Linked DNA regions of Mus musculus: region 2 is linked to region 1. Evidence: chromatin loops called from intact Hi-C (ENCODE). Cell type or tissue: left cerebral cortex. All regions are shown on one strand. Each heading gives the region's core, and the rest is flanking DNA. Links, peaks and the distances in the headings are about the cores only. Region 1 has its middle 130 kb from the start of A730049N16Rik. Region 2 has its middle 45 kb from the start of Gm36594.

Region 1 (8,336 bases), core at 162-8,161:
AGGTCCGATGGCCAGTTCAGACAGAGGCCAGTCAGTGTTTCAAGTTCTTATATACTTATGTTTTCAGAAGAAGGATCATACAACAGTAATAGCATCTCTGTTAGGTCTAGTCAATGGAAATATGGGGCTGACGGACAGAGTGTGCCTACAATTAGAAGCAAAGAGACGTGTATTCTAGCACTTGCCTTACTTCCTCATTCTTACACCGAAGATCTATCTCAACTCATGGAGTTGAGCTGCCTACATAGGGCAGGTCTTCATACCTCAATTAACTTAATCTAGATAACCTTTCTCAGACGTCAGGCTTTCCCAGAGATGTGTCTCTTTGGTGATCCAAGATCTTCTGAGTTTGGTAACTCTAATCATCACAAGTCTACCTCTTGTCAACATGACACCTCAAACGTGTTACGTTTGAGTCACAATTCTCTCCTCCTTATCTCTAAGCTCTTGGTCATCTCATAATGTCAAAAGTCCCTACAGTCCCACGTTAATATTTCCAACATTATTTAAAAATCCCAAGTCCCACTTACATGTGGTTATTAGCTGCTAAATGAATGATAATCAATTTACAATCTGTAAAATCATAGAGGTTAATGTAGAGGAAGGGACTAGGGGAGAAACGTGGATCTCCCCAGGAGAGGAATTTATGGGTGGACTGGAGCACAGGGGTGGGTGTGGGATGAGAGGATCAGTAAGGGGAGGAGAGAAGAAATAGGATCATGGGAGGAAATATGGGGAGAGGTGTCTAGAATTGAGCATTTGAGGAACGGTATTGTGCAGTGGAAACTTTCTAAAATATAGAAGACAATCCAAATGAAGTCTCAAAATAATGAGGTAGACAGAGTCCCATCTGGCCATTTGTTTTGTCACCAAACAAAGCTTTCAATACCCAGACCAGGTGATATCTGATTGAGTTGATGGCAAAAGGGGTTAAATTGAAATTCCCAAACAACTCAGGCAGTTGCCAAGACAATAGGTTGCTTTCCACAAACTGTCTGCAATGCCCATTGCTAAAGACAATACCCACACAATTTATTGAACATGGAGAGGTTAAGCAGGTACCTACATAGAATCTTTATCCCTATGTTCTAATGCCTGCCTGCAAACTATGCTAGGGCAATGGTGGCATGAAGCTTGTAGGAGTAACCAACCAATGTCTGATTTGAGGTAAGACCCACTCCCTGAGATGAAGCTCATATCTGACACTGCTTAGCTGATGAAGAACCAGAGAGTAGATCACCCAGAGATGTAGGGTAAACAAAAATACTTCTGTTCTTTAAAAAGATAGAAATGAAAGGACTTCAAATGGTATTCGGCTATACTCATAGGCTTAGTGCCTTACTGAGCCATGGTCAGATGAGCTTCACCTTACAGCAGATGGGAACAAATGCAGAGACCCACAGCCAGACATCATGCAGAGAGACAAAAACCTTGGAATACAAGGCTCTAAATGTGATATCCCCATCAAATCCCTGCCCTTCAATCTCAGAAAACCCTTAAGAAGAGAAATCAGAAAGAGTATAAGAGCCAGAGTGGAGGGAGGATATTAGGAGAGCAAGACTCTAAGTCAACTAAGCAAAGGTCATATGGTCTCATAGAGACTGAAGCAGCAAGCACAGGTCTACATGGGTCTACACTAGGTTCTCTCTCTCTCTCTCTCTCTCTCTCTCTCTCTCTCTCTCTCTGTATGGGACTCGGGAATGTGTGACTGAGTGGGTATCTGTTTATTCTGCCTTTTCTTGGGGCTCTTCTCCTTCTTTTTGTTTGCCTTGTCAAACTTGAGTGTGACGGCCTTTGATTCATCTTCTTATATTTTGTTTTGTTATGTTGTTTTTTTTTAATGTCTTAGAAGTCTTTACTTTTTATGGTGAGAGATTTTTGAAAGGGAATGGATTGGATTGGAGAGTGTGGGGGACTGGGAGGAGTAGGGAGAAGAGACACTAATTAGGATATATTATATTAAAGAAAAAATTCTATTCTCAGTAAAAGGAAATAAATGCAAAAATAAATGTTCAAGGCTCAATTCTCATTTGAGGCAAAAAGATATCTCTAAGATTTATTCCTTTGTTATATGTATGAACTTTCTATCTGCATGTGTGTATGTGTAACACCTGTGTCTAGTGCCCATGGAAATCAGAAGAGGGTGACATATTTCTTGGAACTGGAGTAACGGGTAGTTTTGAGCCAACATCTTGGTGCAAGGAACTAGACCTGACTCTTTGTCAAGAACAAGTGCTCTTAACAACCGAGACACCTCCTTAGTGGAATCTTTTAACTGAGTTTCTCTAACATTTAAAAACAAGCTATGTACTTTCAATATAAAATGGCACATGGCAAACAAACATTTTCATTTGGAGTGGGAATGAATAGGGCCACAGGAAGGAACAATCAGATGAAAGCTAGACTGAAACTCAGCAGGCAAACCTTGAATCATGCAGGTCCATGACCATCTTGATGAATCATATGGGTCTCCAAAGGGCTCCTGTAGATTCATCCATTAAGCTTTTCTGTAAGCAGCATATACAGCCCCTTTCTTGGGTCAGCTCTAATCCTACAGCCCCTTTCTTGGGTCAGCTCTAATCCATGTCTGCTTGTTTCCTTGATAAACTTCACATGACCCTAGTAACTATAACTTCCTGGAGTTTCCATTGCAACGTGGGCTTTATCTTCTCAACTTCAAACAGGCAGGACTTCTACTCTATCATCATTGCCTAGCTTCAGTTATTCTCTGAAACCCTGGGAGAGAGAGAGAGAGAGAAGACACAAGAAACAGATACCCACTCAGTCACACATTCACGAGTCCCATACATAGATAAAAAAATAGATAGATAGATAGATAGAGATAGATAGATAGATAGATAGATAGAACCTAGTGTAGACCCATGTAGGCCCTGTGCTTGCTGCTTCAGAGAGAAAGAGAGAGAGAGACAGAGACAGAGAGAGAGACAGAGACAGAGAGAGAGACAGAGACAGAGACAGAGAGAAAGACAGAGAGAGAGTCAGAGAGAGAGACAGAGAGAGACAGAGACAGAGAGAGACACAGAGAGAGATACACAGAGAGAGACACAGAGAGAGAGATACACAGAGAGAGACACAGAGAGAGAGAGACACACACAGAGAGAGAATGCTTCATGATCCCAGTGCCTACTATACATCCCTGAATTCAGTTACTCTTTGAAAGCATGAGAGTGTGAGAGAGTGAGCCCTCCATGACCCATTTAATCTGGCATCTTTTATGCACACAAAGTCAGTTCTATGTGGATGATGCTGCCAAGTCCTGCTGCCAACTTGAGATGCAGTCTGGGCTCTTGGACCAGAGTTGCATGTTGCACAGTACTTCTAGGCTGGGGAACCCTGGGGATCACATCCCCTAGTGACAGACTTTCTCCAGCAAGGCATGCATACCTCCTAAGTCTTCTCAAAGGATGTCACTAAGTGAGGGACAAGTATTCAAATGCCAGAGACTATGGGGAACACCATATTTAAATCACCACAGAACAGAGAGGCCATGCATTGTAGTGTTTTAATATGACAATGTATAGGCATCTTCCTTTGTATAGTTTAGAGAAGGCATTAATGATAAAGCCCATATATACAGTTACGAAATATAGCACTCCAAAAAAGCAAGACTGATAAAGCTGGTTCGGTGATCATAATTGTCATATTCTGAATTAGCAACAAATTCCTGCCAAGGTTTCCAGCAAATAAAAATAACTTAAGCAAGCAAGCAAACAAACAAACAAACAAACGAAGTCAGACGTGGTGGCGCACACCTTTCATCCCAACACTCAGGATGCAGAGGCAGCCAGATCTCTGTGAGTTTGAAGCTAGCCTGGCCTTCAGAGAGAGTTTCAGGACAGCCAAGACTATACAGAAAGACAAAACAAACAAACAAACAAAACAAAGCAAACAAAAATAAATAAACAAAATAAAAAATAAACAGAAACAAAAGGAAACCAAACAACAGTAACAAGAAGAAGAAGAAGAAGAAGAAGAACAACAACAACAACAACAGCAGCAACAACAACAACAACAACAACAACAACAACAACAACAACAAAACACCACAATGAAACAAACCAAAAACCAAAAAACCTTGTTGCTGTATCCTTGGAATTTGGTTTATAGTTTTTAAACTGCAAAAAATAAACCACTTTATTTTGAAATGTAAACTGTTCTATGGCTTTAGGTCCAAATATTTACACCTTTGATGTGTACTAATTGTTCAATTTGGCATAGGAGAATAAATGTGTACTCCATCGCGCATGTACAGCCTAGTCACTGTCATTATTAAATACTGATAATACTGCAGTGGTTATCAGAAAAACAGTCTGTACATCCCATAAGTCTCCTTTAGGGGGCGGCACCACCCCGGGTGAAGTACAGCATTCTGCCATCCTTTCTTGCTTTTTAGGGATGCTGGAAGCTGGCAACATTTGTCCATTCTTTTGAGCATGCTGGGAACTATGAATACCCAACTGTTTACAGTAAACTGAAGATCAAGACCTTTCCTGGGACTGTAAAGAGAAATGACGTGTCCGTGCTCAAGTTTAATTACAGGCTTAGTTCAGAAGTGGAGTGGCGGGGTCAAGGTCATTGCCATGAAGTAATGAAGTGAATCGGTACCTCTCTGCGACTTGCTCAGGTACAGTGTCGATGCAGAGGTGTGTAGCTGCGTCGATGAGACACCCACTGCTCACACAGCTGATCAGCTGGCCCGAAAGACCTGGGAAATCATGGCAATACAAACAGGTGGGAGACCCTGCTTGTTATAAAAGCAGCACAACGCTCTGAAATTTCGGTAAAGGAAATGTGCGGAGGCTTGGGACCTGGCGTGAGGGCACGAATCAGTGTGCGGTAACGTCACACGTCCGGTTTCCACCTTTGCGACATTGAAAAGTAATTTTGCCTTACGGTTCTTGAAAGGATCAATAGGGTTATTATTTGGCCTGAGAGGAAGTGACACGTTGAGAAGTTGTCTTTGTGGTTACAATCTTTGTCCTCGTCTTTTCGTTTCCCCAACACACTGGCCCCGTGGGTAGCAAATGTAGGTTAGGTTGCTTTGCGTTCACAGCTTCATTACTGAGTCTATCACAGAGGAGAACACGTTAAGCACAACTTACCAGCTCAGCCACACTAGGCAAATCCCAGGGCCGTGCTTCAGAATTAATTAGAGGAACTGCAAAGTTATTAGCTGTTATAGTAACCAAGGCCAGGATGGATGTCCTAAAGGGCCCTGTAAGGCAAGAGGACACAGATTTTTCAGAAATTTCAGGAGCATTGAGACGGCACGTCAGGGCAGAGGCCAGCATCAACCTGAACTGTCTGGAATGGCTCCGTATAGATTGTGGACACCAGCCAGAAATTATGTTGGCTGCCATTAAAAGAGGCTAGCTTTGATAATAGGGGGTGGTGAGCAGAGCAGTTAGTGGAAAGGGTAGCAGAGGGAAGATGCGCTTGTGTGCTCACCTGGAAATGGTGCTGAGGCCTCGCCTCTGAGTTTGGTGACAAATTACCACGGGAAGCACCTGCTTAAAATGTCTCCTTCCGTTGTACAGATGCCTGATGTGCTGAGAGTTTGTTTTGCATGTAAATGCTTTGGAGGTTGGGAATGTGGTTCAATGGTGCAGTGCTTGCTTAGCATGCACGCCGCACTAGTCTCCACTCACTCCGCTGCCCTTTTACGATGCTTTTAAGATGGTACACGCCTGCAATCTCAGTATGTAGGAAGCGATGCAGGACAGTCAGAAATTAAGACCCTTCTCGGCTACAGCGTGAGTTTGAGGTTAGCCTGTGGTACAAGGGGATGCTGTACTAAAATAAAATAAGTGAATAAAGAAAGACATTTCTTCAGTTTGTTTTCCAATAACAAGGCTTAGGTCAAGGTTTTTTTTTTTTTAAAAAAGTTGCACAGGCATCAGAAATAGTGGGGGAGAATTTTAATGTACAGAATCAAGAGTCAGCTTGTACAACCACTCTGGAAATCAGTCTGGCGGTTCCTCAGAAAATTGGACATAGTACTACCGGAGGATCCCGCAGTTTCAGACTCTGATTCAGGAGCCCTCAGAAGACGGCCCTGGTCTTCTGGATCGTTTATAAGCTCTGAAAAGTCCTTGGGTGGCTTCAGTGTTTGTCCTGTCTGTCTGTCTGTCCGTCCGTCCTTCCATCCATCCATCCATCCATCCATCCATCCATCCATCCATCCACCCACCCACCCACCCACCCACCCACCCACCCACCCACCTATCCATCCATCCATCCATCCATCCATCCATCCACCCATCTATCTATCTATCTATCTATCTATCTATCTATCTATCTTTGCAATCTCGTTGGTGACGTCTTAACCAGAACTCACACAGTTGTGTTTTACATAAAAGTATGTTGCCCCCCCTGGGCCCATTTTTGGGGGGGGGTAAAATATAAAGAATTGAGATAATTTTTTAAAAATTGTGATACTCTGTTGCTCAATATTTTACACAATGCTCTTAAACTCAAATCCTAGGCCCAGTCAGTGGACTTAGTGTTTAAAGTCACTCTGGTTACTCTATCTACATACCTTAAATTAGGTCATTTATAAGAACATCCACAGGTACAGATTTGTGTTTGCCACAGTGGTCCTGGAGCCTAGAACATCTAAGACCAAGGCTTAGGCTTCTGGTTAAGGCTCGTTCTCTCCTTCAAAGATGGTGTACCTGAATTGTGAAAAGAATGTACACTGCCCTCTATCTGACACAAAGGAGATACCCTGTGATGTACTTGCCTCCCAACAGTTTTACACAAGCTTCAAAGGCCACAGTCTTGCAGGTAAAGCTTATCTCACAGGACCACTATCTCATAGTACACATTACCTTGCCACTCTGCCATCAAATTGGGAATTGATAACTTAATAAAAGCGAGTGTACTTATTAAAAGTTGTATGGGCCTAGAAAAAAAAACCCCACAGTTACAACTGGACATGTTAGTAATAGAACAGCATGAGATTTATCTGCAGTATAATTGTTCGAAATACAGATTGCAGAGTCTAAACTCTTATATCCGACAAGAACAGACGAGCTGGGTAGGTGTCTTCACACATCAGCATGGCATGGAGGCAGCCTGTTAAACTGAGGACATGGGACAGTGCAAAGGAGGTAGCCTTGTAAACTGAGGACACAGGACATTGCTTGCCATTGCAGATCTACTTTCTAAGATACCCAAACTTCCAAGTTTGTAGAAGAATTGAAAACAGACAAAAGAGAACCGAGCAAATGGAGCCTATAGCAGCTCTGAAAGGTGAGAAAATGAAATCCTTCAGCAAGTGAGAAGGTGGCACTCTTCCTGGCAGTCTGGGAACAGCAAGTTCCTCAAGGGCCTCGCTTCAGGATGTCAGCGCCTAGGCTTAGCTGAACTGATCCATAGCTCAGCGTTGCTCCTTTCTCCTGCTTCCTGGTACATCAGGATTTTGTATGCTACAGTCAATCATGCCCTCAGCGTTAGTTCCTAAACCCTAAAGACATGCCATGTATAAATGATAAATAATGTATGCTTTAAAAACAGGATTAATATAGATATGCACATTATTATTTTTGACAATGCTGTACATATATAATGAATTTTGAGTATTTACTCTATTTTATATTCCTCCCATTTCCACTGAGCAACACTTTTTTTATTAGCCCACCTTTTAAAAAATTGGATATTTTCTTTTTTCTCTTTCTTTCTTTCTTTCTTTCTTTCTTTCTTTCTTTCTTTCTTTCTTTCTTTCTTTCTTTCTTTCTTTCTTTCTTTCCTTCCTTCCTTCCTTCCTTCCTTCCTTTCCTTCCTTCCTTCCTTCCTTCCTTCCTTCCTTCCTTCCTTCCTTCCTCCCTCCCTCCCTCCCTCCCTCCCTCCCTCCCTCTCTCTTCTCTCTCTCTCTCTCTCTCTCTCTCTCTCTCTCTCTCTCTCTCTCTCTCTCTTTCTCTCCCTCTCTTTCTTTCCTTCTCTTTTTGTTTTTTTTTTTTCAAGATAGGGTTTCTCTGTATAGCCCTGGCTGTCCTGGAACTCTGTAGACCAGGCTGGCCTCTAACTCAGAAATCTGCCTGCCTCTGCCTCCCGGAGTGCTGAGATTAAAGGCGTGTGCCACCATGCCTGGTGGATATTTTCTTTATTTACATTTCAAATGTTATCCTCTTTCCTGGTTTCCCCTCCGAAAACCCCCTCCCCATATCCCCCTCCCTCTTTCCCCTTCTCCCCAACCCATCCACTCTAACTTCCTGGCCCTGACATTCCCCTACACTGGGACATACAGCCTCCATAGGACAAAGGGCATCACCTCCCATTGATATTCGACTAGGCCATCCTCTGCTACATATGCA
Region 2 (8,336 bases), core at 78-8,077, 360 kb after region 1:
CTGTTCTGTTTGTGAAAGAAAATGCACAAGCCGTGAAGGCACAGGTTCAGATCAGAAGGAAGAAGCCAGCGCATGTCAAGGGCATCATGATGAGGACTTATACTTCACATAGATACATAACTGTGACTACAATTGTATGGCCAAAACTCTGTTTTAATATACATATTTAAAGTGATACCATTGTTTTTGAAGAAAAGGAAAATCTACATTAAAGAAAATAGATTGAGAAAGACATTACAGTGCCTAGGTAGGAGGCTATGGAAGCCCAATAGGTTTCTATACTAGAAATGGAAATCAAGATGGATTCAAGAGCTGTTTAAACAGAGGAAGAGGCCAACCGTGGTTGTGGATGGAGGCTGACTTGTGAGTGTGAAGTCTATTGTACTGTGTAGTTCTCTGTTGTAAGTCCTGGTGACCTGGTGGATGATATCGTCATGGGTGAATACAATAAGTCTTTTTAATTTTCACTACTGCCTCGAACAAAAGACCTTAAAAATGCTGAGCAAGTGGTTTACCTCTGTGCTGAACCCATTGCCAGGAAGAGAAATCAGTTTAAAAGAAGGGGAAAGTAGATGATATATTAATCCCGAGGTATCTGGAAAAATTCAGGTGGATTTTCCTAGCAGGTTTTGGGATTCACAAATATTAAGCCTAGTGGAGATGTAAAGACTGGAAGGAGATATACAAGAGTTCCCAGTTAAAATAGACACTCACGTCTTTCATGGTTACTTTTCAGATAGTCCTTCGGTTTTTCTTTCACTGTGTGGTTGTTTACTTGTATTTTTTTTTTACCTGCTTCACCATGCCATGGTCAAGGCAGAATGCCACCATTTTTCTTTAGATAGAAAATGAGAGATTACCCAGCAGGAAATCTGTCTGCCTGTGGTCTCAAATGTCCTGCTCTTGCCATCATGTTTGCTGACTTAGCCAACACCAAGAAAGAAGATAAAGAATAGATAAAGAGGATAAAGAATGTTTATCCTCCAGAAGAGGATAAATATTTTGGGGGGACTTACATGGTTAGAGAGCATTCTCATGCAGCCTACTCACCAGAGTGCATCTTCAGGAACTGGAGTGTGCAGCTGGGTGAAGTGTTTATATGACATGTCTCTGGCTACTATTGATGATCACTACAAACTTGGTGGCTAGAAGACATGTCAAGTAATCTTACAGCTCTGCGGGTCAGAAGTCTGATATCAGGTGAAGTGGGCTAAAATTGAGATCCTAAGATACCACTCTATCTTAGAGGCTGCTGAGGAAAGCTGTTCCTCTATTGGTTTGTAAGCTTCAGAAACATACATTCCTTATGACTGTTCTCCTCTAAATACAGGGTTCACAGACTGCAGAATCCCACCTCTGCTTCCTGCTTTTCCATTCCCTAACCCTCATCTGATAGAGACCATTGTCCGTATAAAGACTCAAAAAATAAAGGCAGATAATCTTTCTGTCTCAAGATTTTTAACTCAATCTTATCTACAAAGTTTCTTTTCCCACAGAAGGCAACATTGACCGGGGACATCTTTTCATGCATTATTCAGTTAACACACTATGACAGAAAGGATCACAGCTGACTAGCTCTCGCTTGTGCATGGCTTATATTCTACTTATATAAATAATTATTCACATGGTAGATACTAAGTAACATTTTAAAAGTCAAACAAAAGCAAGCACATGGATAACAACAAAGACAAATGCTACCAGCTCTCCTTATAAAATATTATTTGTTTCAAAGTGACTGCAGGAATAGGTGACCTCTTAAGCACACATATAGCAATTATAATGCAAACTCAATAGCCAGTCAATGGACTAGATGTCTATCCTTTTTTTTAATCCAATATCAAATTCTTCTTCTATGAACTCTCTGATCTTATTTTGATGAATTTTCTATGTCTAATCCCATGTCGTCTGAAAGACTGGTATAGCCATGTACATGGACACAGAAGACTCAAATGTATTCTTCTTCCTCCTGGTACAGCCAAGCAGTCAATGCCTCTTTGAAGCCTGGATGTTCAGACACTTGAGCCAATGATAAGTCATGGTCCATTGGTGGGAGAATAGAACAAACCATTGACGTTCTCTCTTCGTGAGTCTGTGATAACAATCTAAACTCTCTCTAGCTCTCTTGATTCCTCCCTGTGAGCACTGTGTCAATTCCTGCCTGCTACTGACACTGGGTTTGAACTACAATTCTCTAATTCTGGAAGATTTGCCTATCTTTCTGAAGAACAGTTTTCACTTATCTTAATCGTTTTTGATTTCTATCACACTACACTCGGAAGATCTTCACAAAAGTAATACTGTATAGAGATTATTATTCAGACATTCAAATTTTGTTTTCTGAAATCAAATACTCTACCATTGAGGTATAGAGAATTTATTGTATGAAAAAAAAACCTATTCACAATGAAGACACAAAAGAATTTTGGTTTCTGGTAAGTTGTAAGTTATTTTGTTCTCACTAAAGTTATTTAATTTATGTTAAGGCTTAATAATTATGAATATTTTCTGTAATAGATGGCATTACTTTTAAAATATCTTTGGATTCAACATATTTCTAAGCCTGTAAAACCCCTGTAGTTGCCCTTTTCTATTTATGAAGACTTTTCAGAAGCCTTTTCTGGAAGCCAGATAGGAAGGGCAGCATCCCTACATTGTCATCCTTGAATTGGTTGGGGATATTTGTTAGAACGCCAAGAGTTTACCTCTGTTTAGTAGCTTAATTTCTCTCTCTCTCTTTAGTGGAAAATCACTTAGCGAAACTGTGGAGATTATTTATCTGAGTCATATTTTTATGGAAACTGCTTTTCACTTCCGTGCATTTTTAGAAGTGTTTTCTTTAAAAGAATATTCTATTAATATTTATAATTAGATAGCACACAAAACAGATGCTAAGTCTTATAACTTTCTGGGTACAATTACATAAAGAAGATTATATACTTTTCATCATAATGTCGTCCCTGGGAGCTGAAGAACAAAGGGTTTTCTCTCTGAACATGCCATTTCTTTTTGGGAGTGGAAATGAACAGGAAGATAGCGATTAGCCACAATTAACCAGTTTAGCATGCTAATGTTGATCCTGAATGTCATACTTAATGCCTAGTGTAGTATTGAGAAGAGCACCGCACTGTGCGAGTTCGTAATTGAGTGACATGTTGGCCTTTGTTTTATTTATTTTTTAAATTCTCAGCTAACCTGCCTATTACCCTGGTCCTTCCGTGATGTTGGTGGGTCCTTCCTTTCTCCCTCTCTCCCTCCTTTCCTTCCTTCCTTCCTTCCTTCCTTCCTTCCTTCCTTCCTTCCTTCCTTCCTTCCGAGCTTAGTTGTATAGTGTTCAATATTCACAAACGTGAATATTACTAAAGCCAGAGAACAGAAGGAACAGAATTCATTTTTCTTTTCTTTCATTAAAATAGTGAATGAATGAAAAATACATTGGTTAATCTAATCCATATAACCTGTCCAAGAGCTGTAAAGATGAGGAAAGCTGAGTAGCCAAAGAAGAACGGTTTTGAGTGTTGGTGTCAGGTTTTAAGCCTTCTATGATGCATGAGTCCATGTGTCTCCTTCCTAAGTGGTGACTTCAAGGGCTACTTCTACTGTGGGCTCCGAGGATGGAGAGAAGGAGAGCTTTCCAACAACCATTTGCCCTCAGACAGGGTCTGCGGATGGACCCTGTGCCAAGGTCTGCTTTCTCTACTTAGAATTGCAGAGTAAGGAAAGAACGCTGGGCAGTCAGGAGCGGAAGTTTACTTCCCCCCAAGATACAGCGCAAGGGTACGCATAGGTCACGCCCACTAGCGGGTGGCGGCCCCTGGCTCCGGGCTGAGATGCTGGCGTCCGCTCCCGGGAAGGCGCGGACATACTTGCGGACGGAGGCTGAGCGGGCGCGAGCGCACCCTCCGGGAGCCGCCAGCGCCTCCCCGCGGCCCGGGACGCCCGTGCCTTGGCCAGGACCAAGGCCAGCGGCCACTTCGTAGCAGCCGGAGCGGGTGGGAGCGCCTGGCTTCTGGCCGTGGCCGCCGCCCGCCCGCCGGCTCCCGTGGTTGGGCGGAGGAAGCGCGGGACTCCTCCTCCCCGCCGTATTAACATGCACCCAGGGGCGGGTGACCAGCCCAGCCTCGCCGCCCCTGCCCGCCGCGTCCCGGCGCTCAGCCTCCGCTCCAGAGGCGAGCGCTGCGCTTCGGGCGCCGCAAGCCCGAGGACGCGGCCTCGCAGCCACCTTCCGCCGGCGGGGAGCGGCAGGACCGGCGGCGCGAGCGGCTGCCGCCACCTCAGCGCCTGCTTGGGCTCCTTCCCTTCACCTCGCTGAGAAACGTCCCGTACTGCGGGTTCACTGCTCTGGTCCTCGCTCCGAGGCTCGTGGGACGGACTGACAGACGGACGGAGCAGCGACGGACAGACTGCGGGCAGCGGTAAGGCAATGCCAGGCTGCGCGGCGGGGCTGGGGCGTGCGCGGCGGCGGCGGCGGAGGCAGCGGTGGCAGCGGTGGCGCGCTGGGTGGCTGCTGCTCACCTCCTGCTGCGAGGTCGCGGCAGCCCTCGCATCCTAGGGACTGCGGGCCGCCTCTGCTGGCCATTGGCCGGCTCTCTCAATTTCATGACTTCTGCCCCGGGAGCACGTCTGGTCCCCGTGGTGACCCTGGGATTCCTGGGACCAGCATACCCTTCCCCGGGCAAAGGATCTTCGCAGCTCCCTAGGGTGTTCGAGAAGGGACAGATTTTTAACTGAGACAGGGTCCCTGGAGGGGGCGGGGGAAGGGACAAGAACGCGGGTCCTATGTCTCCATCAGCTTCAGCCAAATTCATACCCGGTTCAGCACCTTGTAGGCAATGGCAGCTGCTCACTGCAGGGGACTTCGCCAGGGGCTCCCCAGTCCTTTGCAAAGCAAGTTGTTGCACTCTTTTTGTGTGACACTTTTGGCATTGGTTGTGAAGAGCGACCCCTTCCCTGTGTGTGTAAGAAGGGAAAAAAAAAGACACAAAGACAGTGGCACAGAGAAACACAGAAGAGAGAAAGGGTCGTGGGGGGTGGGGTCTCCGGAGAGTCTCTGAGGCCAACTGCCCGCGAATCGCGTGGCGTGGCGGGCGATGAGAGTCTGTATTCCGAGGACCAGATAAGTGACTGGCGCTGGAGCCGGGACCAATGGGAACCTCTCCCTGCTCCGGGTTGAGCCAGATAACAAATTGCACTTTCATGGAGGGGTGGCTGCAGCTGTGAGGAGGACCTTAAGGGCTATGAAGACCCTGCATTCAGGACCCGCAGAGAGCGAGCGGTTCTGGTCTTCACGTTGTTCATGAGGCCGTGGGAAGGGGGCCCGTGTGCCCGCCCCAGAGGCACTGAGCGCCTGTGCCCGGAGGGCGTCGCGCTGGCCCAGGATGCCTGCTCACCCCTTGCCTGGCCTGGAGCGCTGCGGAATTTTCTAAGAAGGGGAGAGCATGTGGAACAGGAGGGGTGGCATACTTAGGAGGACCAAATCGCTGTCGGGTGAGAGGTTATGTCTCTAATGAACCCCCCTCCCCCTTAAGACTGTTCATAGAGAAACTGGTTCTGAGCCCCCAGAGGCTGCCAATCATGCCTCCTGGCCTATCAAATGAAGTTCCAACAGAATTACAAGATGGATAATAAAAGTCACAATTAAGAGACAGCTCTCTAGCATTTGTGGTCTTCATGAATGACTTCCTAGAAGAAGATGATGGGCCATTCAAATGGAAATAACGAATACTTAAAGCTTAGAAGTAGGGAACGGAATTTAAGTCCAAAACCAAACATCTGGCACCCATGCCCAGTCCATTTTTGTTTTGTTTCTGTTTGTTTTAGATCAGAAAGGAGGTGCTGTAAAGAACAGCTTTTGGACAGTTATTTATATCACGACTTCAGTCTCAGGAAGCAACTTGCTATTGCCTCTGATCGTTTTTTGTGTAGATAACAATAGTGTCTATCCCAACGTAGATGGAAATGACAGGCAGGCAAGGAATGATGAAACCGTTCTAGTTTCTACAATACCAGAGGAAAGTGGTCTTCGTGTAACGCTGTTAAAAAAGGAATTCCAATACATTCAAAACATGCTCAGAATTTAAGTTCTTAAAATTTTAAAGCTGTGTTTGGGCCCAGAGAATTCAAACGTTGGAAGGAAATGAGGTTGAATAGAAATCTGGTGTCCATAGCTTGCTTCTTCATTATTTTTTGGATTTGCTGGTTTAGTTTAAAGTTTGCACAAGCCACTACCTTAAGTACTAATTCCAAGTTCTAGGCCCGAGATTCTGTGAAAATCTTTGAAGCTAAGTGGCTTGCCTAAGGGAAAATAAGTAACCTTGCAGGAGAAAAAGGCTTGCAAATGCAGGCTAAGCTTTAAAGATCACCTTTGCATCTCTCTCTCTGTGATTCTAAGATTTGCTGTTAAGTAAAGTATAGGCAACGTGGGGAGGGAGTGGGAGAGGGACATGACCAAAATATATTGTATATTTGTATGAACTTTCAAAAACATAAAACACGGGCAACATAAATCTTGGCAAAATGAACAAACGTTTTGAAAGATCTTTACTAAGTACTTTACTGAGTACTTTACCGACAAAACTTTTCCAATTATATTCAAGCTTTTGTGCTTGGAGGGAAGGACAAGGGCATGAGCACTCCCTGTGGGGACTTTGATGGCAGAGCTCCTCTCATTTCTCCCTCCAAGATTCATCTTATTCTAGAAGCATCAACTAAAAACATTATGAATCACACCAGCAGTCATTCTAAGCAAGTGGAAGGAGGACCTCACAATATTATGCAGGGAAATCCCACAAACCCACTTGCTTTGCCTTCTAAATTCTGGTGATTTGTGTTTCTCACTGCATCCAGATTTAGGGACAGAAACAGTGAGGTTTGGATCTGTTAAGTGCATACCTTTGTTCCCGAAAGCCATCAAGACTGATATTTTAAATAAAATTAACACGGCACAGACAGGATTGTCTGATAAATAACTCAGGGACAATACAGTAGTGGTGTGACCACTGCTTGATAAAGTTATGCGCCACATTTTTTTTTCTTAAATAAGAAACTCCTGTGTACTCCGGGTTGCTGTTTTCCTTTGTCTAGGTGTATGTCTCATTTCCTCGATACTTTGTAATTGAGAAAGAAAAGCAAAGTGCTGCTCTTTGTTTCTATTATAAACTCAAACTCACATTGTGTTGCTTTAATGACTGCTCTCCTCAATTGTGTTAAGCTGTCTCAGAAGGCAGAGAATTAGCTTTCAATCAAGAGGCTTCCAACTGGAAGATTCCATGAAGATTTCATTTTCTTTATAAATCGTACACGTCCTGAGTTTTAAGGGAACCCAACCAGTCAATGAAAGAGAGTAAAGAAATAAGAGAGTTCACAACTACACCATCAAAACCAGGTTATTGGGGATCTTAAAAATCTCCGTAGTGACTTCCCATAATTATAATGTATTCCTATTGTATGTTGGTCTATGATTAATTTAAACCTATTAGGTTAAGAGCACACACAGCTATTGCAAGGGCTGTAGTTGGTTCCCAGCACCCACACTGGGGAGCCTATAACTCCAAACTTGTGGATTCCAATGCCCTCTTCTGGACTCTCAGGTGCACATACCCATAGACATTTCCACAATTGTAAATGTAAATCTTTTAAAAATTAGGTGGCTATTTTATCAGAAAGGCCTTTTGCTAGCGTTCCAGAAAATTTTTGTGCTGATGAGAACATTTGGGGTTAAAGCACCCTAGGTCTTGGGTTGCTTATTCGTAGAATCCTAAGGGCTCTTGGTTTGGTTTTCCAAGGAAAGATTCATTACAGTGTTCCTCAAAACATCCTTCATGATTTTTAAGTCACGGGAGAATGTGTAGCCTGATTCCTCTTCATTGCTGGTGAAGGTTATTTCCCCTAGATTTGGTCCCTATCAGGAGTTTTCAAAGATTTGTTGCCAGGAAGACCTGAAACATTCCCTAGAAAAGAAGATTTGCAAGTTGCCTTCTAATGTCCTCAGTTTAAACAACCACAGAGGACAGTGGCAGATTGCCAGATACGAGAACCTTGACTCCACTCCATATCCATTTCTTATCGTTTATATTTATGACTTCCTTCCCTGTAACCCTGAGGGTACAAACTTACACAGCCAATGGGATGGAGAAGAAGAGGAGGAAAAAGAGGAGGAGGTGGAAGGGGAAGAGGAGGAGGAGGGGGGGAGGAAGAGGAGGAGGAGGAGCAGCAGCAGCAGCAGCAACAACAACAACAACAAAGTGGATGTGTATATCAGGCAGTTTGAATGGTGAATGGCCATCCTCTGAGGCCCACTGCTCCTTGCTTTGGCTTTGAAATTGGTCTTGCACAGAGGT

Evidence for each region. A loop is a pair of places that touch in the nucleus more often than their neighbours do. Peaks named below come from ENCODE experiments on the same cell type or tissue, not always from the same donor. Only the 100,000 strongest peaks of a DNase experiment are listed, where the experiment ranks them.
Region 2: it touches region 1 in a loop (9-fold over the local background); 6 of 42 quality-filtered maps call a loop at or near these places.

Annotation. Positions count from the first base shown.
Region 1 is chr17:69,600,536-69,608,871 of GRCm38, forward strand. No RefSeq gene overlaps it. Among named protein-coding and RNA genes, the nearest start is that of A730049N16Rik, 130 kb to the left of the region's middle. In left cerebral cortex, for the core only: CTCF peaks have their summits at 4,355 (motif pointing right) and 6,709; DNase peaks (open chromatin) are centred at 4,384 and 7,271.
Region 2 is chr17:69,965,259-69,973,594 of GRCm38, forward strand. It overlaps a transcript of Dlgap1 not described here. Among named protein-coding and RNA genes, the nearest start is that of Gm36594, 45 kb to the left of the region's middle. In left cerebral cortex, for the core only: a CTCF peak has its summit at 3,899; DNase peaks (open chromatin) are centred at 3,968, 4,396, 4,806, 5,173 and 3 more places; H3K4me3 peaks cover 3,401 bases; H3K27ac peaks cover 2,254 bases.